Regions from separate parts of the Homo sapiens genome. Here region 1 is linked to region 2. A link is an interaction called in ENCODE POLR2A ChIA-PET data of the cell type or tissue named here. Cell type or tissue: B cell. All regions are shown on one strand. Links, peaks and the distances in the headings refer to the core of each region. The heading gives the core; the rest is flanking DNA.

What was found. Peaks named below come from ENCODE experiments on the same cell type or tissue, not always from the same donor. Only the 100,000 strongest peaks of a DNase experiment are listed, where the experiment ranks them.
Region 1: POLR2A ChIA-PET joins it to region 2 with 7 read pairs; 6 of 35 experiments call an interaction of 5 or more read pairs at or near these places.

What each region holds. Positions count from the first base shown.
Region 1 is chr7:5,429,818-5,441,003 of GRCh38, reverse strand. No RefSeq gene overlaps it. Among named protein-coding and RNA genes, the nearest start is that of LINC02983, 6.5 kb to the right of the region's middle. In B cell, for the core only: no CTCF peak of the experiment used is centred there; a DNase peak (open chromatin) is centred at 5,133; H3K27me3 peaks cover 1,277 bases.
Region 2 is chr7:5,206,375-5,211,374 of GRCh38, reverse strand. The region is part of intron 3 of WIPI2 (WD repeat domain, phosphoinositide interacting 2); the gene reads right to left. Among named protein-coding and RNA genes, the nearest start is that of WIPI2, 19 kb to the right of the region's middle. In B cell, for the core only: no CTCF peak of the experiment used is centred there; no DNase peak of the experiment used is centred there.

The sequences.
Region 1 (11,186 bases), core at 2,475-7,474, 230 kb before region 2:
CCTCGCAACCCCCAGTCAGCTTCTGTTATTTGCCCATTCTGGACATTTCATATAAATGGGATCATTTTATAGGTGACCTTCTGTGTCTGGCTGGAATGTTTTCGAGGTACACCCATGGCATAGCACAGATCAGGACTTTGCTCCTTTTTAAGGCTGAATCATATTCCCAAGTATGAAAATACCACAACTGGGCCGGGCGCGGTGGCTCACACCTGTAATCCCAGCACTTTGAGAGGCCAAGGCAGGTGGATCACCTGAGGTCAGGAGTTTGAGACCAGCTTGGCCAACATGGTGAAATCCCGTCTCTACTAAAAATACAAAAATTAGCTGGGTGTGGTGGTACACACCTGTAATCCCAGCTACTTGGGAGGCTGAGGCAGGAGAATTGCTTGAACCCGGGAGGTGGAGGTTGCAGTGAGCCGAGATCGAGCCACTACACTCCGGCTTGGGTGACAGAGAGACTCCATCTCAAAAAAAAAATAAACCACAACTGATCCATCCCTCTGTTGCTGGACGTTGGGCTGCCCCATGTGCCACTACTGAGCAGTTCTTATTGCCAGGACGTTCTTTTGTCGTAGAGGGCAGCCCAGCCTCCCTCCGACACCTCCCTATCTGTTCCTGTGACTGGGGTGGTGTCTAGGGTTTTGAGAGGTGAATGGGGTTCTCTCCCGATCAGATCTTAGCCTTTAAGCCCAATGCCACTTCTGCCACCATGTTGGGGTGCACCTACTGGGCATAGCACCCACTGTGTGCCAGTCAGGGGTGGAACCCATGCAGGGTGGGGATGGCAGTGCCCGCACAGGTGGGTGAGCGGGGCTTCTCGTGAAGCAAGCATGACGGTGCCACCTTCTCAGGACCATGCACCCACAGCCCACACTCCTTTCTGGTTTGAGGCTAAGTCCAGGGCCATGGGTGGGGCGCGCTGCTGGACGCCTGTCACGTCCTCACTCTGGCCCTTCAGGTGCTGTTGACTCCTTGGGCCCCTCTGTTCCCCACCCCCGAGCCATCATCCCCTGCACCTGTGGGAATTCCAGGGCCCCAGCCCTGCCCTTGAGCCCTAGGGCCCCGATGGCTCTGATGACCGTGGGGTCATAAGTGGGTCAGTGAAGGCCTGCCCGTTCCCAGCTCTGCGCCAGCCCAGCTCACCCAGCACCCAGGTCCTACCCCAAAGGGGTCTCAGTCTGGGGGGAGGAAGACAGCTGAGGAAGTGGACCCCAGGAGCCCCAGGAAGGGCTGAGGGGCTGGAGACAGTGAAGACTTCCCAAGCAGGGGAAGCCATGCTCCCAGCACAGGGGTCAGACAGGCAAACACCTGCTGGATCCATGGCGGGGAGAGGGGCAGGGGGGCCTCAGCTCAGGGAGGGCAGTTCCCGGCAGAACCCGCCTGGCCCAGCTAGACTTCCCGGCAGCCAGGCGGGGGCGGGGCAGGGGGGGTTCTCTGCAACCTGGGGTGTGGGTACAGGGCCCAGGGCACTATCAGAGGGATGAGAGCGGAACCAGCAGTGCCCACCCCAGTCCCTGCTGGCTGTTGCCCCTTGTACCAGACATGCCTTGTCCCCCCAAGACACTAAGGGCTGGGGCTCTGGGGGTCAGAGGTGGCCACATCCCATTCCTGGCCTCTCACCCTCTTACTCTGCCAGATGGAGTTGTTTTTTGTGTGTGTGGGGTTTTTTTTTTTTTTTTCTCCTAGAGACAAGGTCTCAAGAGGCCAGGCATGATGGCTCACGCCTGTAACCCCAGCACTTTGGGAGGCTGAGGTGGGAGGATTGCTTGAAGCCTGGAGTTTGAGACGAACATAGTGAGACCCCCATCTCTACAAAAAAAAAATAAAAAAAAAAATTAGCTGGGCGTGGTCATGGGTGCCTGCAGTCCCAGATACTTGAGAGACTGAGGTGGGAGGATGGCTTGAGCCTGGGAAGTTGAGGCTGCAGTGAGCTGTGATTGCACCACTGCAATCATAGCTGTTATTTTTATTTTTTGGGATAGGGTCTTGCTCTGTCACCCAGGCTGGAGTATAGTAGTGCAAATATAGCTCACTTTGGTAGAGACAGGGTTTTGCCGTGTTGGCCAGGCTGGTCTCGAACTCCTGTCCTCAAGTGATCCGCCCGCCTCGGCCTCCCAAAGTGCTGGGATTCCAGGTGTGAGCCACTGGCCCTGGCCTTTATTTTTAAAAAAGAAGAAAAACAACAGAGGAATGCTAAGGATGACTGGCACCACGAGAAGCCGGGAAGAGACAAGGAGAGAGTCCACCCAGAGACTTGGAAGGCCACGGCCCTGCCAACACCCTGATCTCAGAATTCTGACTTCCAGGAGACAGTAAATTTCTGATTTTTTTTTCTTTTTTTTGAGATAGGGTCTTCCTGTCACCCAGGCTGGAGTACAGTAGCGTGATCACAGCTCACTGCAGCCTTGACCTCCCGGGCTCAAGACATCCTCCTGCCTCAGCCTCCTGAGTAGCTGGGACTGCAGTTGTAAGCCACCGTGTCCAGCCAGTTTCTGTTGTTTGAAGCCCCCAGTGAGTGCAGGTTTGTTACGGCAGCCACAGGACACTAACACAGATCTGGAGGGGGACCTGGGCAGAGGTGGGGGACAGCTCTGGAGCCTGAGGCTACCTCCTCTGGCTTCTCAGGGGAGCAGGTGAGCATGCAAGTGTGTGCATGCATGTATGTATGTGCCCGAGTGTGGGTTTCTGATGTGCTTGGGGAAGGTTCAGGTTCCCAGAAGAGGCTTAAATACCAACATCAAAGCAGGAGCTAGACCGGCAGAGCTGCATTGCAGACAAAACAAAGGACTGGTGCTGCTATTTTAAACCAGGGCCCCTGGCCAGCCCTGTCCTGGCCTCTTCACCCTGTGTCTGAGGCGGTGTGGGGCTGGGCGGGTATTTAGTGTGGCAGGAGTCAGCATGGCACGGAGGTGGGCAACTTGCCCACAAATCCCCCTGGCTCCTGCTAAAGCCCTGTGGGGGCTTTCTGTCCCAGGAGCAGTGGCCACTGAGGCCCATGAGAGACCCTTCCAGAGGGCTGTCAGCCTTGTCACTGGCTTTTTCTCACGATGTTAGCAGGGCTGGAGCACGTCAGACTGGCATGGATTCTCCCAGTCAGGCGTAGGTGAAAGGTGCTCTGGCCTGGTTCGGCCCCTCCACCCTTTTAAGCATCATCCCACACTGGACTCAGTGGCCCCACTAGTGACTAGTGCTGTGCTTCAAATTGCTACAAAATGTAGCAGTCTAGAACCATCCCCTTATTTTGCTCACAATTTTGCAGGTCAGAAAGTCAGGATGGGCTCAGCTGGGTGGTTTTCTCCTGGGGGTTACTCATGCAGTGAAAGCCAGCACCGCCGGATGCTACAGTTATCTGTGGTGGAAATGCTACATAAGTGAGCGACTACACATCTCTTCCCAAGTCTGAGTTCAGTGACATCACGTTGGTAGCTTGAAGCTGGGAGAATTTACACCACAGACATTGGCAGAGGCTACACATCAGGTTCTCTCCTTATCCCCCACCCCACCTCAGGCTGAAGCCACCTGAGAACTTGTTAAACATTGATCAGTGTCTCATTGCTGTGGTCCCCACATGGGCAGGTCTGGAAAATGTGTGAAACCGGGTTCTGCACCTGTTGGAGTTTTTTTTGTTTTTTGACAGTCTCACTCTGTGGCCCAGGCTGCAGTGCAGTGGCATGATCTTGGCTCACTGCACTGCAACCTCCAACTCCTGGGTTCAAGCAATTCTCCTGTCTCAACCTCCCGAGTAGCTGGGACTACAGGCACATGCCACCAGGCCTAGCTAATTTTTGTATTTTTAGTAGAGACAGGGTTTCACCATGTTGGTCAAGCTGGTCTCGAATTCCTGACCTCAGGTGATCCACCTGCCTCAGCCTCCCAAAGTGCTGGGATTACAGGCGTGAGCCACCACGCCTGGCCTGCACCTGTTGGAGTTTTATGAAGCATAGCCTTAGATATCCTTTTCTGCCAAACCCTGTGTTCTAGCTATTTTTTTTATTTTTTAGAGAGTCTCACTCTGTTGCCCAGGCCAGAGTATAGTGGTGCAATCATAGCTTGCTGCAGCCTCCAATGCTTGGGCTCAAGTGGTCCTCCTGCCTTAGCCTCCCGAGTAGCTGGACTACAGGTGTGAGCTGCCACACCCAGCTGATTCTTTTTGTTTGTTTTTGTGGAGACAAGGTCTTGCTATGTTGTCCTGGCTGGTCTCAAACTTCTAGCCTCAAGCTATCCTCCTACCTTGGCCTCAAAGAATGCTGGGTTTACAGGTGTGAACCACTGTGCCCAGCTGACCACACCTTTTTCTTTTTCTTTTTTTTTAAAGATAATGTCTTGCTCTGTCACCTAGGCTGGAGTGCAGTGGCATGATCATGGCTCACTGCAGCCTCGAACTCTGGGCACAAGAGAGCCTCCTGAGTAGCTAGGACTACAGGAGTGCACCACCATACCTGGCTAATTTTTTTTTTGTATAGATGGGATCTTGCTATGTTGCCCAGGCTGATCTCAAATTCCTGGGCTGAAAGGATCCCTCTGCCTTGGCCTGGCAAAGCGCTGGGATTACAGGCATGAACCACTGTGCCCAGATGACCCCATCTTTCAATAGGAGGAACTTTTTAGGGCTGTGTTCTCATGCCACCACAACCCAGGGGGCCAGATTAGCTGAGGACGTGTCCTCTAAGCCCTTCTGTGTCCCTTCTGTTTTCAGTTTCTCTTCTCTATGAGTATCTCTGTCTCCTTTCCTTGGAGGTGACAGAGGGCACCCATGTGCCCAGGCTCACCCAGGCAGTGGGTGACACCAGTGGGTGACAATGTGGATGGCCCGCCATGCCAGACACTCACTCCAATGCCCATTTTACAGATGAGAAGACTGAGTACTGAGTGGCCAGGTAGACTGAGCAGGATCGCAGAGGGAGGATTTGTTCCTGGGCCAATCCCCTTGTTTCCCATCCATGTTCCCTATCCTTGGCAACTTGGGGGACAAAGACCTATTCAGGCCCCACCACCTCCAGCCAGACCCATCTTCCAGAGCAGCTGAGCCTCGGTGGCTTGGGGCTGGGTCACAGCCCCTGACTGATGGTGAACTGGCCTGACAGGTAATTTGTACCTTGCATAGGAAGATGCGGTCATTGCCAGAAGAGAACCGAAACCGGCTATGAATAATTCCTGCACTTTCAACAAAAACACCAATACAATGAAAGTTAAATAAATACGCTCAAGCCACCCAGGCGTGAAGGGTAAAAGACATAGCGAAAATCATCTGAGCCAGCTCCTGTGAGCAGAGGCACTGGGGTCCTGGTCCTTGTGGAGGTTGGCTGGGCTCCAGCTCATGGGGAGCAGGTTGGCTGGCCTCTGCGGACTGAGAGGGGCCACAGCTCTCTTCCCTGCCCCAGGTCTGGCATGTGACCTGTGAGACAGAGAGCCCCGCTGGGAGGCTTCCAGGCCTTGGCCTAGGCTGTTCTTTAAGCCTGGAATGCCCTCTGTGCCTTCTCTGCCTAGCAAACTCCTATTCATCCTTGAAAACCCTACCGAGATGACATCACTTCATTCATTCATTGAATGGACATTCACTGAGGTCTGATGGGCCAGGCATGGGGGAGAGAGTGATAGAATAAAGTGAGGGACACGCCTGTCATCACAGCACTTTTGAAGGCCAAGGCAGGAAGATCGCTTGAGGCCAGGAGTTTGAGACCAGCCTGGGCAACTTAGTAAGACCCTGTCTCTCCAAAAAATAAAAAATTAGCTGGGTGTGGTGGCACACGCCTGTAGTCCCAGCTACCCAGGAGGCTGAGGAGGGAGGATCGCTTGAGCCCAGGAGATTGGGGCTGCAGTGAGCTGTGATTGTACCACTGCACCCCAGCCTGGGTGACAAGTGAGACCCTGTCTCAAAAAGTAAAATAAAACAATAAAATGAAGAGCCTCTGATATAGGCTGAATTATGTCCCTCGCAAATTCATATGTTGAAGTCCTAACCCCTAATTCCTCTGAGTGTGACTGTATTTGGAAATACGGTCTTTAAAAGAGACGATTAAATTAAAATGAAGTTATTAGGTTGGGCCCTAATCCAATATGCCTGATGTCCTTATAAGAAGAGGAGATTAGGACACAGACACGCACAGAGGGACGACCATGTGAGGACGTAGGGAGAAGACGGCATCTACAAGCTAAGGAGAGAGGCCTCAGGAGGAACCAGCCCTTCCCACTCCTTGATCTCGAACTCCAGTCTCCAGAACTGTAAGGCAATTAAGTTTCAGTTGTGTAAACCACCCAGTTTTTATTCTGGGGACCCTGGGAAGCTCACACAGCCTCACAGGCTTGTAGAGGTGACAAGCATGTTGGGAATATCAGAATATTATTCAGCCCCGAAGAGGAAGGAAATTCTGCCAGCCGCTGTGATATGGACAAACCCTGAGGACATTATGCTGAGTGAATAAGCCAGACTAAAGGACAGATATTGTATGATTCCACTCATACGGGGTTCCTAGGGTAATTAAATTCATAGAGACAGAAAGTACAATAGCCAGGGGCTGGGAGAGGGGAATCGGGAGTGTTTAAAGGGGACAGGGTTTCAGTTTGGGAAGACAGAAAACAGCTCTGGAGATGGATGCTGGTGATGGCTGCACAACAAGGCGAATGTGCTTGAACCACTGACCTGTGCACTTAAAAAGGGTTAAGGTGGTGGCCGGGCGCGGTGGCGCACACCTGCAACCCCAGCACTTTGGGAGGCCGAGGTGGGTGGATCACCTGAGGTCAGGAGTTTGAGACCAGCCTGGCCAACATAGCGAAATCCCATCTCTACTGAAAATACAAAAAATTAGCCGGGCATGGTGGCGGGTGCCTGTAATCCCAGCTACTTGGGAGGCTGAGGCAGGAGAATCACTTGAACCTGGGAGGCAGAGGTTGCAGTGAGCCGAGATTTCACCACCAAAGACTCCATCTAAAAAAAAGGGGGCGGGGGCCGAGCGTGGTGGCTCATGTCTGTAATCCCAGCACTTTGGGAGGCCAAGGCAGGCGGATCATGAGGTCAGGAGATCGAGACCATCCTGGCTAACACGGTGAAACCCCGTCTCTACTAAAAATACAAAAAAATTAGCCGGGCATGGTGGCGGGCGCCTGTAGTCCCAGCTACTCGGGAGGCTGAGGCAGGAGAATGGCGGGAACCTGGGAGGCGGAGCTCGCAGTGAGCCGAGATAGTGCCACTGCACTCCAGCCTGGGCGACAAGAGTGAGACTCTGTCTCAAAAAAAAAAAAAAAAAAAAAAGGATCGGGGGGACCATTAAGATGGGTAAATGTGATGTGTATTTTACCACAATTTTAAAAGAAGTGCCAAAGTTAGCAGCTCAGGAGATGTGGCTTTGCAAGTGTGGCCAACATTGTCTAAACTCACCAATACCTGTTTTTTCTCCGCTTCCCGGGCACAGCAAGACTCTCCTCTCCAGCACCCCTCAGCTAAGTGTGATCGTGTGGGGTGTGAGCACCAGGGACATGGGAGTCTGTGCATGCCCCATGGTGACCTCACATGGAGGTGGACAACTCATGAACTCTAACTGGCTCAGGCTGGCCAGACACCACAAGGAGGTCAGCAGCCTGGGAGCAGTGCCCAGGCTGTGTTGACAATGTGAAGAGGAGAATACGTTTTTCTGTGTTCCATCAAGCCATTGAGATGTAGGGGATGTTTGTCACTGCAGCATAACCTGGCCTATTCTGACTGATACGCCAGCTTCCCAGGAACAACAGCAGATCTGGCACCCTGGAGATAGCTGGCTGGAACTGCCAGGAGCTACAAGGGTCAATGGTTCCCACTTGACCCTTGTAGGCTCTTAGATTTGGGATGGTGTCTGAGTCTCTTTAAGCTGCTATAGTGAGGTGTCACTAACTGGTGGTTTAAACAACAGAAATTTATTCTCTTACCATTCTAGAGGCTTGAAGTCCAAGATCAAGCCTCTAGTCCAAGGTGGCAGGTGTTGGCAGGGCTTGAGGGGTCTGTCCCAGGCCTCTCTGGTGTGTCCACCCCCCTCTACATCTTTCTACTTTGTCTTCCCTCCATAGCTGTTTGATTCCAAACACCTCCTTTTATTGGTGATAGGATCTTGCTCTACTGCCCAGGCTGAAGTGCTGTGGCATGATCACAGCTCACTGCAGCCTCGACCTCCTGGGCTCAAGCCATCTTCCCACCTCAGCCTCCTAAGTCGCTGGGACTACAGGCATGTGCCACCATGCCTGGCTAATTGAAAAAAAAAATCTGTAGAGGCAGGGTCTTACCCAGGCTGGTCTCGAACTCCTGGGCTTAAGCAATCCTCCTGCCTCAGCCTCCCAAAATGCCGGGATTACAGGCATGGGCCACTGCACCCAGCCCAAATGTCCTCTTTTTATAAGGACATCATAAGGAATTAGGGCCCACCGGACTCCAGTGTGACCTGATCTTAATTACATCTGCAATGACCGTCACTCCAAATAAGGTCACATTTTAAGGTATTGGGGGTTAGGAATCAAATACATGAATTTGGGGGGGACTTTCTTCAATCTACAACAGAGGAGGATCTGCGGGAATGGGGCCAGGTGAGGAAGGCAGGGGCAGGGGCAGGTGGGGGACAACCGGACCCCTCCAGCAGATGGAACCAAGTGAACAGGTCTTTCTGGCAGGAGCAGCTCTAGAAGATTCTTGTTTTGTTTTTTTGGAATGGAGTCTCGCTCTGTTGCCCAGGCTGTAGTGCAATGGCATGATCTTGCCTCACTGCAGCCTCCGCCTCTCGAGTTCAAGCAATTCTCCTGCCTCAGCCTCCTGAGTAGCTGGGACTACAGGCACCCGCCACCAAGCCCAGCTAATTCTTGTATTTTTAGTAGAGACGTGGGTTTCATCATGTTGGCCAGGCTGGTCTCAAACTCCCGACCTCAGGTGATCCGCCCGCCTCGGCCTCCCAAAATGCTGGGATTACAGGTGTGAGCCACTGCGCCTGGCTTAGAAGGTTCTTTAGAGAGTCTCCATGGCCATAGAAGCTGGTGTGTGAGTGCCTGTGTGTGTGTGAGTGCCTGTGTGTGTGCCTGTGTGTGTGTGCCTGTATGTGTGTGTGCCTGTATGTGTGTGTGCATCTGTGTGTGTGCCTGTATGTGTGTGTGCCTCTGTGTGTGTGTGTGTGTGTGTGTATGATAGGATTCCTACCTCGTGCTCCTCTCTGGGGTGAAGGCAGACCAATACATGAAGAGAGAGTGGAGGGCAGCCGGGAGGGGGCCTGTCAGGCTTGATCTTTGTGGGTTTGTTTTTGACTTGACGCTGGCTCTAGAAATGGATTGACATTGGGGTGGGCGTGGGATGGAGGCTGATAGGAGAGGGAAGCTTTCAAAGCTGTAGCCATGGGAAATGTTTTTATTTTCTGCTTGAAAGAAAATGCCAAAGAAGGATAAAAAGGAAAAAAAGGTGGGGGGAGGTGACTCTGTGTGTGTGTGTGTGTGTGTGTCTGTGTGTGAGAGAGAGAGAGAGAGAGAAAACCGGGATGCCTTTTTGTATGACAGACTTCTAGATTGGGAAACGAAGCTCTGCTGGGCGTGGTGGCTCACACCTGTGAGTGGCTCCCAGCACTTTGAGAGGCCGAGGAGGGAGGACTGCTTGAAGCCAGAAGTTCAAGACCAGCCTGCACATCACGAGACCCGCCCTCCCCCCACCAATCTCTATAAAACATTAAAAAAAAAAAAAAAAAGCTAGCCTGGCGTGGTGGCATGCATCTGCAGTCCCAGCTACTTGGGAGGCTGAGGCAGAAGGATTTTTTGAGCCCGAGAGGCTGAGGCTGCAGCGAGCTGCGGGTGTGCCGCTGTGCTCCAGCCTGGGCGACAGAACGAGTCCCTGTCTCAAAAAGAAAAAAAGAAGAGACCCCAAGGGAGGCCAAGCTTGGTGGTTTGGGCCTGTAATCCCAGCACTTTGGGAGGCTGAGGTGGGAGGATTGCTTGAGGCCAGGAGTTCAAGACCAGCCTGGGTAACATAGTGAGACCCCCGTCTCTCCAAAAAAAAAAAAAAAAAAAGATGATCCCAAGGGAGAGGGGATATGGATTCTCCAGGTTTGTCCTGAACCTGAGTCTGCGCTAGGTTCTGTGGAATCACACAGGAGCTCCTGCTTTCCAGCCACGGCTCTCCTGATCTCCAAAGTGACCCCTGGGTTACCTTGACCTCAGCACCCCACCCTGCCCCAGGCCAAACCAGGCTCTCCTACTAGTCCTCTGACCTTCACTGCCCCCCTCCTTCCTCATGCCAGGTCAGGGAAGGAGACAGCCCTTACCGAGTGGCAGGGAGGACTGATGGTTATAACGCACAGTACAAGGGTGGCAGGTTGTGTCCTGTGTCATGGGAGTGGCCTTTGCCTCTACCTTCTCTAAGCGAGTCTCAGCCAGGCTGGGGGCTCCCAGAGGCAAAGGGCCTCCACAGTGGGGTCCCCAGCAAGCTGCCTGGTTTAGTTCAGGGTGCCTGCTACTTCCTGGCTGCGTGGGCTTGTCACATCTCCTTTCTGCACCTCAACTTTTTCATCTGTTAAATGGGTATGCCGGTACCCAAACCATACGGTCGTCAAAGCCTGCCTGAAGCAGGGCTCAGAGCACACCATAAGGAGTTCAGATGGGAAAAGAGCAAACTGGGAAGGCTCTGCCTGGGAAGGGGGTGGGACAGCCTGGATTTGGGACGCGTGGCGTGTGCTGGGGAGGTGGGGCTGGGAGAGGTGGGGCGTGCTGAGGTGCCTCTGAGGGACAGGCTGGCCGTGGAATTTGCTGCAGAACTCGGCGTGCACAGGCCTGCCCCGGAGGGGTTCAGAGGCCTAAACAAAGCTGGGAGCCGGCAGGGAGGGGGTGGGGGAAGGAACCTCTAAGAGAAGGGACAGTCCTCTCCCGGGGCACCCACTCCCCACCTAGGTGCAGCGCCTCTCCCCAAACACACGTGCTGCCAAGCCCTTCATCAGTCACCCTGGCACTGACATCCATAAATCCCATTAGTCACACCGACACAAACACATCCAGTCCCAGGCAGACAAAGACTCGGGGCCCCAAAGCGGCCGTGTCTGTCCCCAGTGGTGCTTTCCCCATGCCTAGACCTGTGCCGACACCGCCGGCGCTCCAGCAATCGTTGAACCGACAGCAAGCAGCCCTCCTCGCAATCACAAACGCCTCCTGACCGCGCACTACAGGCCCCCGGATAACCACAGTCGCCCCTTTCCCCC
Region 2 (5,000 bases), core at 1-5,000:
TCAGCCTCCTGAGTAGCTGGGACTACAGTTGCATGCCACCACGCCTGCCTAATTTTTGTATTTTTAGTAGAGACAGGGTTTCACCATGTTGGCCAGGCTGGTCTTGAACTCCTGACCTCAGGTGATGCACCCGCCTCAGCCTCCCAAAGTGCTTGGATTACAGGCGTGAGCCACCGCTCCCAGCCTCGGGAAAAGATTTGAGTCACATGATGCACATGTTCCTGGCTGAGGTCACACAGGGCAACGTCCTATCTTCTCGTGTTGATTCTGAAAACAACTGTCCTTTTCCTGGTCTACATAGGGCTACTGAGTGTCTGCTTTTTGCACTTTTGTGCTTGTTGTTGATTTCACTGTTGGCCCTGGCACAGTGCTGAGTGTCGTCGAGTATCCCTAAGCACAAGCAGCCTGGGATGTACCCCGCGGAGAAAGCACATGTGTGGGCTGAGTTCTATGCGAGCCGCGAGTTCAATGTTAGTGAACCAACAATCCCCATTACGTCAGCATGTCTTGAGGCAGGGAAGCACACACAAAACGAGGTTGTCTTTTGATCAGCTGATGAAAATGTTGCGACCAGAGGCCACCTACCAATCCTTCCCCTGGGAGCAACACTTCATGATTCGCTAATCCAGCGTCCCAGAGACTTACAGACTAGAACTGTGAACAACAAGAATCAACTGTATTTTTATTTTTTTTCAAAGAATAGGTTCTTACTGCTTTGCTTGGTAAAACTTGACTTATTTACTTCACCCATTCAACACAAACAGCAGATCCTACACCAGTAGAGACCATCCCAAGTATACAGTGGTAAACAGGGCAGTGCCTGCCATCACGGAGAGGAGGCCAAAGAGATGTGGGCCCAGGGCCCTGTGTGGCACCGAAACTGCCAAAGGTCAGCAAAGGAGATTGAGTAAGAGAAAAGCCAAGACCGTGTATGAGATGGAAGTCAACAGAAGAGGGCATCTGAAGAACAGCAAGCAGGTAACTGTGCCCAGCACTGCAGAGGAGGGAAGAGGAAATGAGACACGTCCCCTGAGTCTGGGAACGAGGAGCTTATATGGCGACCTTGACATATTTTGATGGAGATGTGTAGGAAGAATGGCTGAAACATGAAAGAGAATGAGAAGTGGAAAAAAACTTAGGCAACTATCTATAGGAGTTATGCTACAGGCCAGGCGCAGGGGCTCACGCCTGGAGTCCCATCACTTTGGGAGGCTGAGGCAGGCAGATCACCTGAGGTCAGGCGTTCGAGGCCAGCCTGGCCAACATGATGAAACCCCATCTCTACTAAAAATACAAAAAATGAGCCGGGCATCGCGGTGGGCGCCTGTAATCCCAGCTACTTGGGAGGCTGAGGCAGGAGCATCAGTTGAACCTGAGAGACGGAGGTTGCAGCCAGCCGAGATGGCACCACCAGACTCCAGCATGGGCAGCACAACGAGACTCCACCAAAAAAACCAAAAAAACAAAACAAAAAAAGAAGTTATGTTCTGGAGAAGTAGAAATATGGGAGGGGCTGGGGGATATGCATGGGCAAGGGAAGTTTCTGTCTTCAAATACAGGAGCTACTAGATATACTGAGATGGATTTATGGTTGAGACTGCTTGCCTGGAGGAACAAACCACTTAGGGGGCTGGTCACCTGAAGAAGGAAAGAGAAGGGAGCCCCAGACCGACAGCACCAACCTCTCTTGAAGCAGCAGCAGGTGTTAACTGTGATGGGATGGAGGTGGGAGATTTCAAAGTGAGAACAGTATGAGACGATCATCTCAAAGAGCAAGTCGCCATTAGAGGTGGTGATAAATTCCAATTCAACTGCACAGAGAAAGACTGTGCCAACCCAACAGATGCAGAAAAAGCATGAGAAAATGCAATGCTCATTCATGGTAGAAACCTAAGAAACCTGGAATTAGGAAGAACCTTCTTTCACTGATGAAGGTTAAGAAACAGTTAAGAAAATCTACAGCTGACACTGTACTTAATGGTGAAGATATTTGATCTCTTCCCGTTAAGACTAGAAACAAGGCAAGGATACCCACTCTCCTTACTTTGTGCTCGAGGTCTTACACGTTGCAGTGAGGCAAGAAAAAGAAATAAAAGGCACAAACATTAGAAAGCAAGACATCAAACAGCCTTCACTGCCATCTTAAGGAATCTATGGAGCAACTATTTAATATATGAATTTAGCAAAGTCATAGGATACAAGATTAAAATATAAAAAATTAACTATATGTTTAGGCCAGCAGCAAACTGGAAAACTCAGTGAAATAATTTTCTTTTATGATAATGTCAAAATCCAAAGTATTAGGAATAAATTTTACAAAAGATGTAAGACCTCCATACCAAAAAAAAAAAAAAAAAAAAATCACAGAATATTACCAAAACAAATTTAAAAAGAGCTAAATAAATGAAGAGATATACCATATTCTGGGTACTCAATATTATTAACGTATCAACCCTCAAACTGATCTCTAGGTCCAATCCCATCCTAATCATAATCCCAACAGGCTCTTTTGCAGACAAAGTGGATTTTAAATTTTATATGGAAAGGAAAAGAAACTAGAAAATGCAAAGCTATCCTGAAAAAGAACAAAGTTGAAGACTGACAAATAGATCATTAGAAGAGACTAAAGAGTCCAGAAACAGACTCACAGGTCACAGGACTGTAAAGCACCAAAGCAATCCCAGGAGGGAAGAAAAATCTTCTCAACAAATGATGATGGAATAGGAATCCATTAGGAAAAAAACAACCTTGATTCATACCTCACAACATACATAAAAATTAATGAGATAGATTATTGACTTAAATATAAAAACTTTAGCTTTTATGTATAGTGTTAACTATATAAAGCTTTCACAGAACACATAGGAAAACACCTTCCTGACTACAGGGTAGGCAAAAGTTTCCTGGACAGGGCCTAGAAAGCAAAAACCATAAATGGAAGGAAAAAAAAAAACAACATAAATATGACTGCATCAAAATTTAAACCATTTGCTCAAAGAAAGAAAACAGGCAAGCCACAGACTAGGAGAAATAGTCACAAAACATATCTGACAAAGGACTGGTATCCAGAATATCTAAAGAGCTCTAACAACTCTATAATAAAAAGATAAACAACCAAACCTAAAAAGCAACAAAAGACTGGAACAGACATGTCACAGAGGAAGATATATAAACGGCCAACAAGCACATGAAAATGTTCAACATCATTAGTTACCTGAGAAATTCAAATTAAAACCATGAAGTTATCATTATACACACATCAGAAGGGCTGAAAAGAAAAAAACTAGTAATATCAAAAGTTGGTGAGGAGGCTGGGTGTGGTGGCTCACGCCTGTAATCCCAGCACTTTGGGAGGTCGAGATGGCCGGATCGCCTGAGGTCAGGAGTCTCAGGCCAGCCTGGCCAACATGGTGAAACCCCGTCTCTACCAAAAATACAAAAATTAGCCAGGTGTGGTGGTGCACACCTGTAATCCCAGCTACTTGGGAGGCTGAGGGAGGAGAACTGCTTGAACCCCAGAGGTGGAGGTTGCAGTGAGCCGAGATTGTGCCACTGCACTCCAGCCTGGGCGACAGAGACTCTCTCAAAAAAAAAAAAAAAAAAAAAGTTAGTGAGGACATAGAGCAATCAGAACTCTCATACAGCACTGACAGAACCACAAATGGTATAGTCACTTAGGAGAAGGTTATGGGGGTTTCTTACAAAACTAAACACATATCTAGCCAACAATTCCACTACAATATTTATCTAAGTGAAAATATCTGTCCATTAAAAGACTTGTACGAGAATGTTCATGGTAGCTTTGTTCATAATAGCTGAACTACAAAGAGCCCAGATAACTGTCATGAAAAGAATACATCAACAACTGTCATATATTCACATACTGGGCAAATGAGACATAAGATGTGGATAAATCTAAAAAAAATGCAGAGCAAAAGAAACGTCATCAAAAGAGTAGATGCTCCATTCATATCAAGTTCTAGAAAAGACAAAACTAATCTACAGTAGAAAAAAACCAGAACACTGGTTGCCTCTTGGGGAATGTGGGCAGAAGGGAGCTGAGACTGGAAGGAAGTATGAGAGAACTTTCTGGAGTGATGGTAAACCTTGATAGGGTTTCAGTTCACAGAGATGCAGGCATTTGTTAAAACTCACATAGTGTTCACTCAAGATAGATGCATTCCACTGTAAGTAAATTTTATCTTACAAGAAAAAAACAAACATTGAACTCTACTCAGTATTGAGGAGAAATGTACTGATGCCTGCCGTCTACCTGGAAATGCACACACACACACAAAATAAAGCCAGGTGTGGTGGTTTGTCTGTAATCTCAGCACTCTGGGAGGCTGATGTGGATCACTTGAGCCCAGGAGTTTGAGACTAGCCTGGACAACATAACAAGATCGTGTCCCTACAAAAAAATCGAAAAATTAGCTGAGCATGGCGGTGCACTCCTGTAGCCTCAGCAACTCTGGAGGCAGAGGCAGGAGGATCGCTTGAGCCCCAGAGGTCAAAGCTGTAGCAAGCTATGATTGCACCACTGCACTCCAGCCTGGCAGCCTGGGTGACAGAGCTAGATGCTGTCTCAAAAAAAGAAATAAACATAAAAAAGATAGATGGTGTCTGTGTGTGTGTGTGTGTTAGGACAAGTATAGTAAAATGTCAAGGGAAGAATCTAAGTGGTGGATACACAGGTGTTAGCTGTAAAATACTTTCCACTTTTCAGTTTGAAAATTTCCTTTAATAAAATGTTAGAAAGAAAAATGATGTCTTCAGTTGCTTACGTGCAGGTGCTGAGAAGGTAATACCACCAACCATCACTTGGAAATGGTTTTTCTAAAATGTTAATGAGAAAAAGCAGAGCTTTCAGAATGCTTTAAACAGGGATGGGAGGATGAAGGCAGAAAAGCTCGTTTTTAACTGCAAATATTCATAAAAGAGAACAGTAAAATGAACCTCCATATACTCAACACCTAATCCAACAAATATTAACTTTCTAC